3 separate regions of the Homo sapiens genome follow, and all the other regions are linked to region 3. Evidence: chromatin contacts called from ENCODE Hi-C or POLR2A ChIA-PET data. All regions are on one chromosome and are shown on one strand. Each heading gives the region's core, a stretch centred on a gene start or an enhancer-like site at or near the end of the contact. The rest is flanking DNA. Distances are from core to core; before and after follow the strand shown. Region 1 holds the start of FSD1 (fibronectin type III and SPRY domain containing 1). Region 2 holds the start of MPND (MPN domain containing). Region 3 holds the start of LRG1 (leucine rich alpha-2-glycoprotein 1).

Region 1 (3,288 bases), core at 626-3,125, 240 kb after region 3:
GAGAGAGTGTACAGGTGGATGGAGGGGTCAGGGGAGAGATCAGAAACTCGAGAGCACCCAGTTTTTGGAGGAAGGTGCCGAGGTCAGCTACGTTCTGTTGAGTAGGAGGGGCGGGGGGAGAGGAAGATGCCCTCAGCCCTCACCTGCAGCTCGTAGGTACGGCTGGCACGGTCCTGTTTTATCTTCATAAGCATGCCTTCTTTCAGCTCCTCCAGGAGGGAGAAGAGGGACTGGAACTCTGCTTCGAGGTCCTCCTGCACCTTCGCCGAGTTCGCCTGGGTCGGAACAGCCAGAATCGGCCAAAGCCCGTGTTCAGAGAGGGAACCTGAGACCTCCCACAGGCATCAACAGCAATGGGCCAGTTCCTAAGGCTGCACCCTCCAGCTTCCTCCCCTCCCCTTACCTCCCCAGGACTGCCCCACCGCCTTCACCTCCACGTTCAGCAGCATCTGTTTCAGGGAGTAGATAAAGCTCTGAATTTCTTCATTCTTCACAGCCAGTGTTTTGATGATCTTCCTCAGGGCCTCCTGCACCACCAGAAGTGTGGACACACACAGGTGCACACACACATGTGCGCACACAGGTACACACACGTGTACGCACATGTACACACGTGCACACACATGCACACACGTACATAAATGCACACGCGTGCGCACACACATGCACACACATGCGCACACACACACGGCAGGCAGGTGAGCCCGTCAGCCTGGCCAGGCTCCCTGACCCGCGCTCCCCTCCAGGGATCCAGAGAGGAGATGTGGGGGCTGCCACGCTATTGAGCTTGGGCACCAGCCAGGAGGTAAAGCTCCGGGCTGATACAATTCACCCATAGCAGCTGGGCGCCCTAAGCTACCCCATATTACAGGAGAGGAAACTGAGGCTCACAGAGAACCTCTCAGGAAGGGACAGACCCTGGCCCCGAACCAGGCGTGCTTGAGCACAAAGGCTACAACCCGATACCTACATCCTGAAGGTGGGGCGTGAGGGGCTAGCCTGAGGACAGAAAACCCCAGAGGAGAAGGATGTCTGCTGGAAAATGGGCTAACCTGGGGAAAGGGTTCTCGGTGGAAGGAAAAACCCCAGGGAGGTGGGATAGCCTGGGATAGGGGCTAGCCTCGGAACAGGGGTGGGGCCTACCTGGGGGAGAAAGATAAGCAAGGAGAAAGAAATTACCTGGGCAAAGGTGGAACCTGGGGGCCAGGGATGCGGGGGCGCCAGGTAAGCGGGGAGGGGGCAGGGAGGTCTTGGGGAAGGGCAGGGGATTCTGGGAGGGAGGATCCCGCTCGGGAGCCTCTTGCTCTGACCCAGGCTCCAACCTGCTCCTTTTTCCTGGGGCAGGGTCGGTGGGGTCCGCACTGCGGAGCTGGCGGGGCGTCTTCCAGGGGTGGGGCGGGGGGCCGGGACGCCTGGTCCGCGGCCAGGAGGGAGGGCGTGGGGGATGGGGGTCAGGGATGGGACTGGGATACTGGGCAGGGTGGGGGGGCGTAGAAGGCACGTGCCTGGCCCCAAGCCAAGATGTGGGGGGGCTGCGTCCCAAACTGGGGTAGGGGGGCTAGATCCGGGCGGGGTCGCGAATGGGGTGGGGCCTCAGCCGCAGAGCAGCTGGGGTGGAGGCGGGGAGGGAGTGGGGGCGCTGCGGCAACACCTGGTCCCCTTCCCCGCCCCCGACGCCCCTGCGGGCCCGCCCTGCCCCACCCCGTCCTACCCTCTGTTCTTCCATGGCTGCAGCCCAGGTCACCCCGGCCCGGCCCGCGGGCCCCGCGCACGCTGGGTCCCCAAGCTGCCTTTGCCGCGGCCGGTAGCCAATGGCCCGCCGAGCCCTCGCCGCCGCCGCGCCCCCGGTTAGCGCTCCATCACCGCGCGCATTGCGCAGGCGCACCCGCCGCGGCCGCCTGGGAAATGTAGTTCCGCGCTGGCCTCGCCCAGAGCCCTCACATCCAGCGCCTGGGGCTCACTGGGCGGTGTTGGTGGTGATATGTGAGCTGGAGAGAGCCTTGGATGAGAAGACAAGGGGCTCGACCCCTGGCCCTGCCGTGGGACCTCAGAATCATCTCTAATGCTCCCGTGCCTCAGTTTCCCCACTTGTTCACTCACACAGGTTATCCGTTGCTACTCAAATTGTCTAGCCCGCCTGGCATTTACTGAAAATCTAAGGCTTTTGCCCAAGAGGGTGTTTAGCCTCCAGTGCCTTCTTTCCATTTGTCCCTATGTCACAACTGAACTCCTATACACCCCACAAAGCCCCAGGCTCCAACAGCTCCTCCAGAAGTCTCCGTGCCAGCCCAGGTGCGGAAGCTAAGAATGTCTGGGTCCAGCTTTGGAAGGACCTGGGGGCTAATCTATCCAGGGTCCCTCAGCAGACGGTGGGGGGAAGGGTGGAGCTTCAGAATGTTCTGGGGAGGGGAAGGAGTGGGTAGGGGAGGCTGGGCGGGTGTACGTGTCTGCAGGGGAGGTGCAGGCATAGCCACCGCAGAACCTCCCTGTGGTGGAGGGGAACGCTGTGTACGATGCAGGCCTTCTAGGTCCGAGTGAGAAAGGAGGTCACTCTGCAGTTGGGTCTGAGACATTGAGGTCTGTGGGTTCGCCACCTCCTCCCAGAATGCACTACAGAATCAGGGGTGAGGGATGCAGGGCTGGGAGGAACTCGAGAGCCCATGAACCTCCTCCACGGGACCCCCAAGCAGGTCATGTAATAGGACCCAAAGTTATCAACAGAAATCTATTTCTCTGAACCTCAAAGGAAGATTTTTTAAATTATTATTATTATTTTTTTTTAGAGACGGACTCACTCTGTTGCCCAGGCTGGAGTAACGGGGCGCAATCATGGCTTACTGCAGCCTCCAACTCCTGGGCTCAAGCGGTTCTCCTGCCTCAGCCTCCCGAGTGGCTGGGACTATAGGCATGCACCATCACCCTGGGTTGGTTTTGTATCTTTTTTTTTTTTTTTGAGACACAGTCTCACTCTGTCGCCCAGGCTGGAGTGCAGTGGCAGGATCTCGGCTCCCTGTAATCTCCATCTCCCCAGTTCTGGCGATTCTCCTGCCTCAACCCCACTGAGTAGCTGGGACTACAGGCGCCCACCACTAGGCCCAGCTAATTTTTGTATTTTTAGTAGAGACCGGGTTTTGCCATGTTGGCTAGGCTGGTCTTGAACTCCTGACCTCAGGTGATCCACCCGCCTTGGCCTCCCAAAGTGCTGGGATTACAGGCCTGGGCCACCATGCCCAGCCTGTATCTTTTTTTTTTTTTTTTTTTTTTTAATAGAGATTGGATCTCGCTGTG
Region 2 (3,501 bases), core at 765-3,264, 200 kb after region 3:
AAACCTGATCAGCCTGCACCAAGCTGCCTGGCAGATATCTGCACCCCGCCCACCATGACCAAGAAACCCCTAAGATCGGGGATAGGGTCTGTCTGTCTTGATCACTGCTGTGTCTCCAGGATGCAACACTCAGCAGTTGCTCCATTCAGAAACTCCCATTCAGAAGGGGAATAATGTGCTACCATTCACAAATCAAACAATAATGACAACAGTAATAGTAATAATACAGGGCTGGGTGCAGTGGTTCACGCCTGTAATCCCAGCACTTTGGGAGGCTGAGGCGGGCGGATCACCTGAGGTCAGGAGTTTGAGACCAGCCTGGCCAACATGGTGAAACCCCATCTCTACTAAAAATATAAAAATTAGCCAGGCGTGGTGGCGGGTGCCTGTAATCCCAGCTACTCAAGAGGCTAAGGCAGGAGAATTGCTTGAACCGGGAGGCAGAGGTTGCAGTGAGCCGAGATCATGCTACTGCATTCCAGCCTGGGCAACAGCGCGAGACTCTGTCTCAAAAAAAAAAAAAAAAAAAAAAAAAGGCCGGGCATGGTGGCTCACGCCTATAATCCCAGCACTTTGGGAGCTGAGGCAGGCGGACCACGAGGTCAGGAGTTCAAGACCAGCCTGGCCAATATAGTGAAACCCCGTCTCTACTAAAACTGCAAAAAAAAAAAATTAGCCAGGCGTGGTGGCGCATACCTGTAGTCCCAGCTACTCGGGAGGCTGAGGCAGAAAATCGCTTGAACCGGGAGGCAGAGGTTGCAGTGAGCCGAGATCGAGCAACTGCATTCCAGCCTGGGCAAAAAAGCGAGACTCTGTCTCAAAAAAAAAAAAAAAAAAAAAGTACTAATACCTACCACAGATAAAGTGCTTACCATGTGGCAGGCGCCTGCTGAGGGCTTTATTCATTTAACCATCCCCTAATTTTCCCATGGTGGGGAAATATTCCATTTCACGGCTGGGAAACCACAGGAAGGCCGGGGTGTTGCCCATCTGACCCTGCGCGGGTGGTGGCTCCTCTCTGAGCCTCAGCTTCTCCTTTGTGGGATGGGGTGTTTGGTAATCTACGTCCTCCCCACCAGAAGGACCCATCTGTGCCTCAGATTCCTCTCTCCACATGGGGCTTGTCCCGTAAAAAGAGCTCCGGGCCTCAGTGTCCCCTCCACGGGAGCTCCTCCTGCAGGAAAGGAGCTCTGGGCCTCAGTTTCCCCTCCCCACACTGGGGCTTGTCCTAAAGCAAGGGAGCTCTCCAGGCCTCAGTCTCCCTTCCTCACACCGGGGCTCTTCCTGCCGCCAAGGGAGCTCCGGGCCTCAGTCTCCCCTCTTCATGTCGGGGCTCTTCCTGCAGCCAAGAGAGCTCCGAGCCTCAGTTTCCCCTCCTCACACTGGAGCTCTTCCTGCAGTCAACGGAGCCCCGGGCCTCAGTTTCCCCTCGCCACACCGGGGCTCGTCTCTCAGCAAGGGAGCTCCGGGCCTCAGTGTCCCCTCCCTACACTGAAGCTTGTCCTGCAGCAAGGGAACTCCAGGCCTCAGTTTCCCCTTCCTGCCCGAGCCGCGATGGGACGAGGGAGGCGGGGTGCTCACCAGGTAGTAGATGGACAGCACCCCGGCGCCAGGCTCCAGCAGCGCGTCTTTGAGGAGCACCCGCAGTGTGACCGCGCGCCTGGTGAGCGCGCCCCCGGGCCCGCCGCAGCCCCCCGCCCCGGCCCCGCCGCCGCCGCCTCCTCCGCTGACGCTACTGCCGCCGCCGCCACTGCGTCCACCGCCCGCTCCCGCATTCGGCCGCTCAGGGTCCTCGGCCTCCGCTTCGTCCTCGTCCTCCTCCGGCGCCTCCTCGCCCGCACCGCCCGCCGGGGACAGCGGCTCCGGAGCTGCGGACAGCGAGAGGCTGCAGGGAGGCCGCTCGCCCCACGGCTCTGCAGCCCCGCGCCCCTGCAGCCCCGCGCCCCGCGCCTCCGCCCCGCTGGGCCCGCCGTACCTGCCATGGCCGCGCCTCCCCGCGCCCGGAGCTCTAGACTCCGGCTTCCCGGCACGTCACGCGGCCCCGCCCCGGGGAGGGGAGGGGCGCCCCAACCATTGGCCGTCGCCGGGGTCGGGGGAAGGGCTCGGCGCGCTGGGGTGGGCGGAGAAACTGAGGCCTCGGGGATGCCCACGCGGGAGAGAGATCGGGAACTCAGCCCTCTGGGAACATTCGGGAAACTGAGGCGTGACGGGGTGTTGACCGGGAGCTCATTGGTGCGAATGGGGAAACTGAGGCCTCGCTGTCCAGGGATAGAGGTTGCAAGGTGGAAGCCTGGGGCGGGTGCGCGAGTGGCTCAGCCTGCTGCAAGGAGAGGAGAAGGTGAGACCTGCGGTCACCGCACTTGAGGAACTCAGAGGCCTCGGCCTTTAGGACCAGGGGAGAAACTCAGGTCCAGGGGAACAATGCGGACTCCAATAGGGAACAGCCTCGCGCAGACACAGGTGGAGCCAAAGAGCCCAAGCCGGCCTCAGTCGCTAAAGAATTAACTCCCACCCTCCCGGGCGGCCCTCGACTGATTCCATGATTGGACCGTTGCGGAGCCCGCCAGCCAATGATAAGAGTCCCATTTATTTCACCCTCAACCAATCGATAGCAAGCTACTGGATTCCCGCACCAACCAATCCGTGTCAACTATCTGATTACACCAACTCGGATTTGACCAATGGGCAGACGTCCATGTAAACCAATCAGTAGAAACCCTTAGTTATGAGCGCAAACCATCAGAGGCAGGGACTGGACTCACCAGCCAATCAGCTCCGGGTATAAGGCCAGCCGAGTCCGGCCCTCCATACCCTTGGGCGGAGCAGGAGGCAGGGCCGGGCTCGTTGCGCGCCTGATCAGTGCAGCCCCGGCCTTTGTCCCCTACCCTGTTTCTGCAACTACATCCCCGACCCTGTCCTGGGACCTTCGTCCCGGAGCCCAGGCTCTGGGATTTCCCTCAGTCCCTGGCAGGGTTGAAAGTCCGGGATGGGGACTTCCTAAAGCTCCGGGACGCCGTGGGATGGGCTCAAGTGCGGGTGGCTTTGCCCAGACCGCAGTCGGGAAGTGGGAACTGGACAGTAGGGGTGCGGGGGAGGCTCTCCAGGGTGCTCGGGAATGTTCTCAGGAAGAAGACTTGACATAGAGCAAGAGCTGGGTACATGTGAACTATTGTTGTCCAGCCCAGGCACCCTTTAGGGGCCCCACCCTGACTGTCCAGCCAACAACGGGCATCCCCAAGGCCTGCAGACTCAGCATAGCCCAAACCGGCCTCAGTTTATTTCCCCAACTCCTTACGCACTTTCTCTTTGGCTTTTTTTCCGTCCCCTGCCTTCCAAAACCCTGAGCCACACCTCCAGCCTCTTGCACCCAAATCCTGGCCATCGCAGTGAGTCTCAGGCCTCCAAACTCATGCCCCACCCTGTCGGTCTTCCACCATTGCCCCAGAGGGCTCTTTCTAAAATGCACCTATTACCACCTCCCTCCCATATTATTATTTTGTT
Region 3 (3,273 bases), core at 35-2,534:
TACTTGGGAGGCCTTGGACCCATGGTCAAAGCTACAGTTAGCTATGATTGCACCACACTGCTCCAAGCTGGGTAACAGAGCAAAATGCTGTCTCAAAAAAAAAAAAAAATGACGGGGCATGGTGGCTCACACCTGTAATTTTAGCAGTTTAGGAGGCCGAGGCCAGTGGATCACATGAGCTCAGGAGTTCAAGACCAGCCTGGGCCACATGGCAAAATCCTGTCTCTATTAAAAATATAAAAATTAACCAGGCACGCTGGTGCATGCCTGTAGTCCCAGCTACTCGGGAGGCTGAGGTGGGAGAATGGCGTGAACCCGGGAGGCGGAGCTTGCAGTGAGTGGAGATCACGCCACTGCACTCCAGCCTAGGCAACAGTGCAAGACTCTGTCTCAAAAAAAAAAAGAAAAAAAAAATAGTCATAGCTGCAGATAAAGGTGACACCATCATACCTAAATATTTAGAACTCAACAAGAATGCAAGCACTCTGCAGCCAAGTCCATGAGATGCAGCCAAAGCTGTTCTCAAAGGGAAATTTGTAGCCTCCAAACGCATTTAATAGGAAATGAGGAAGAATGGAAACAATAGCATGGATGTCAGATTCAGATGAAGAGAAAAAAGGGCAGAAGGAGCCCTTGGAGATTTGAGTTCAGCTTCATAGATGGGGAAACTGAGGCCAAGAAAAGTTAAGTCACTTGCCAAAGGTCACAAAGCAAAGGTGTTCATGACAGAGCTGGAATTCAGAACCAGGTTTGGTTCCTCCCAAGCCACTGTCTAAGGACCGTAGAGACGTTTGGCATTACTCACTATTGGACTGTATTTTTAAAATGACTTCTTTTAAAAAAAGCAATATCAACATACCATGAAATCAAGACGAGTTTTTTTGTTCTTTTCAGTGAGCTTCTGGGTTGCTCAAGTTTATGGTAAATCCCTCCTCTTGCTCAGAGAGCTGTCCCTGTCTCCAGGAATAGTGCCTTGCAAACCTTGACCCTTGAACTCCGGGTTGGGGGAAGTGAGGATGCAACTAGAGAGACTCTTGGATGCCCCCCAAAAATCAGGAAGCAAGGAAAGAAAAACCTGTGTTCTAGAAGCAGGGTCAAAAAGGGGTTGAACAGGAAACAATTTCCAGGAAGCAATTTTGTAATCCTGACCCCTCCCCTTCCCCTGCCTGGCTTAGGCTCAGCCCCTATCAGGAACTGGACGGGGGTGGGGACTTCCCCAGGGTTGGTTCCCCTGCCCCCAGTCCAGGCAGGTATAAGGCCACCTCCGCAGGCCAGGACAACCCAGAAGCAAAAGAGCAGAGCTACCATGTCCTCTTGGAGCAGACAGCGACCAAAAAGGTAGGTCCCCACACTACCTGTCCTAGGCAGGTTTGAACGCCAGACCATGCGGAGATACAGGACATTCCAGCTAACCCATAGAAGTCACAGGGAGCAGATACAGGCCTGGTGGCTGGCACAGATCAACCTTATCTGTGACAGAAAGACTGGCGCGTGCACACACACACACACCCCTACAGAAGCCCAGGTGGGCATGGGCAGCAGGGAGCCGGGGGAGGCTTCTTGTTAGAGGCCTGGGGCCACAGTGACCAAGGCTGTCGAGATCATGTCTGATGGCTGCCGGGCCAGGGAAGCCCTGGAGGAGGAGGGGAAGCCCCAGGCTTCCAAGGGTTGTGGTGCTAAGTGTAAACCACCGCTTCCCAAGGCCAAATGCCCACCCTCAGACCTGGCCAAAGCAGGACACACTTTTCATGTTCAGAGGCTGCAGTGAGCTGTGATCATGCCAGTTCCCTCCAGCCTGGGCAACTGAGCAAGACTCTGTCTCAAAAACATGAACCTGAACGTCTGTCTTCCTCCAAGCACCCAATTGGTCAAGAGTGGACAAAAAGACCAGGATCCCAGAGCAGAGAAGTCTTCATGGAAAAGAGGGCATTGGAGCTGGGGCTTTGAAGGATGAATAGGAGTTCACATCAAAACACAGAGCCAGGGAGACAAGGACTGACCCAGAAAATAAGCCAGATCAGAAGAAACTAGCAAGTTGGACTGTGAATAATTAACAGCTCATGGGGGCTAGGCTGGTGATGGGGAAGTGTATTCATATTATGCGGGAGTTACACTCAGAAACTCAACTTTCCTAGAATTATAATTCTCCCTGGAACAGGGGCCACTTCTGGCAGCTGTCGGGGGTGAGGGTAGAAGCTGGAAGAGGAGGAGGAAGCAACTGCCCTAGTACAGGTGAGAGATGAGGTAGCATAGTCCAGGCTGGTAGCCGCAGAGATGGGAAGAAGTGGGCGGATTTGCTGGTGTATTTTCACCTAGCTGAGTGTATTTTCACTGTGGTTTAGTAAGCATCTTCTGTTACTGCCTGCAGCCCAGGGGGCATTCAACCCCATGTTTCTAGAACTCTGTTCCTGCTGCTGCTGTTGGCAGCCTCAGCCTGGGGGGTCACCCTGAGCCCCAAAGACTGCCAGGTGTTCCGCTCAGACCATGGCAGCTCCATCTCCTGTCAACCACCTGCCGAAATCCCCGGCTACCTGCCAGCCGACACCGTGCACCTGGCCGTGGAATTCTTCAACCTGACCCACCTGCCAGCCAACCTCCTCCAGGGCGCCTCTAAGCTCCAAGAATTGCACCTCTCCAGCAATGGGCTGGAAAGCCTCTCGCCCGAATTCCTGCGGCCAGTGCCGCAGCTGAGGGTGCTGGATCTAACCCGAAACGCCCTGACCGGGCTGCCCCCGGGCCTCTTCCAGGCCTCAGCCACCCTGGACACCCTGGTATTGAAAGAAAACCAGCTGGAGGTCCTGGAGGTCTCGTGGCTACACGGCCTGAAAGCTCTGGGGCATCTGGACCTGTCTGGGAACCGCCTCCGGAAACTGCCCCCCGGGCTGCTGGCCAACTTCACCCTCCTGCGCACCCTTGACCTTGGGGAGAACCAGTTGGAGACCTTGCCACCTGACCTCCTGAGGGGTCCGCTGCAATTAGAACGGCTACATCTAGAAGGCAACAAATTGCAAGTACTGGGAAAAGATCTCCTCTTGCCGCAGCCGGACCTGCGCTACCTCTTCCTGAACGGCAACAAGCTGGCCAGGGTGGCAGCCGGTGCCTTCCAGGGCCTGCGGCAGCTGGACATGCTGGACCTCTCCAATAACTCACTGGCCAGCGTGCCCGAGGGGCTCTGGGCATCCCTAGGGCAGCCAAACTGGGACATGCGGGATGGCTTCGACATCTCCGGCAACCCCTGGATCTGTGACCAGAACCTGAGCGACCTCTATCGTT

Evidence for each region. A loop is a pair of places that touch in the nucleus more often than their neighbours do. ChIA-PET counts read pairs that join two places held with the same protein, here RNA polymerase II (POLR2A). Pooled maps may share reads with other maps.
Region 1: a pooled map shows a loop between it and region 3 (2.5-fold over the local background). The contact joins the promoter of FSD1 here to the promoter of LRG1 in region 3. A Hi-C loop is called at or near these places in 1 of 50 pooled maps.
Region 2: a loop to region 3 is called in a pooled map, with 2.7 times the contacts of the local background. The contact joins the promoter of MPND here to the promoter of LRG1 in region 3. A Hi-C loop is called at or near these places in 1 of 50 pooled maps. POLR2A ChIA-PET finds 5 or more read pairs at or near these places in 4 of 52 experiments (HepG2, PC-9 and WTC11).

What each region holds. Positions count from the first base shown.
Region 1 is chr19:4,303,185-4,306,472 of GRCh38, reverse strand. It overlaps FSD1 (fibronectin type III and SPRY domain containing 1), which reads right to left and starts at 1,875. Exons shown (of 13, transcript NM_024333.3): 1 at 1,712-1,875; 2 at 432-527; 3 at 144-275. The coding sequence starts at 1,726. RefSeq lists a silencer at 1,752-1,921.
Region 2 is chr19:4,342,075-4,345,575 of GRCh38, reverse strand. It overlaps MPND (MPN domain containing), which reads right to left and starts at 2,014. Exons shown (of 13, transcript NM_001300862.2): 1 at 1,976-2,014; 2 at 1,582-1,868. The coding sequence starts at 1,982. RefSeq lists a silencer at 1,873-2,162 and enhancers at 2,231-2,962, 2,983-3,102.
Region 3 is chr19:4,538,047-4,541,319 of GRCh38, reverse strand. LRG1 (leucine rich alpha-2-glycoprotein 1) reads left to right here and starts at 1,284. Exons shown (of 2, transcript NM_052972.3): 1 at 1,284-1,338; 2 at 2,369-3,273. The coding sequence starts at 1,307.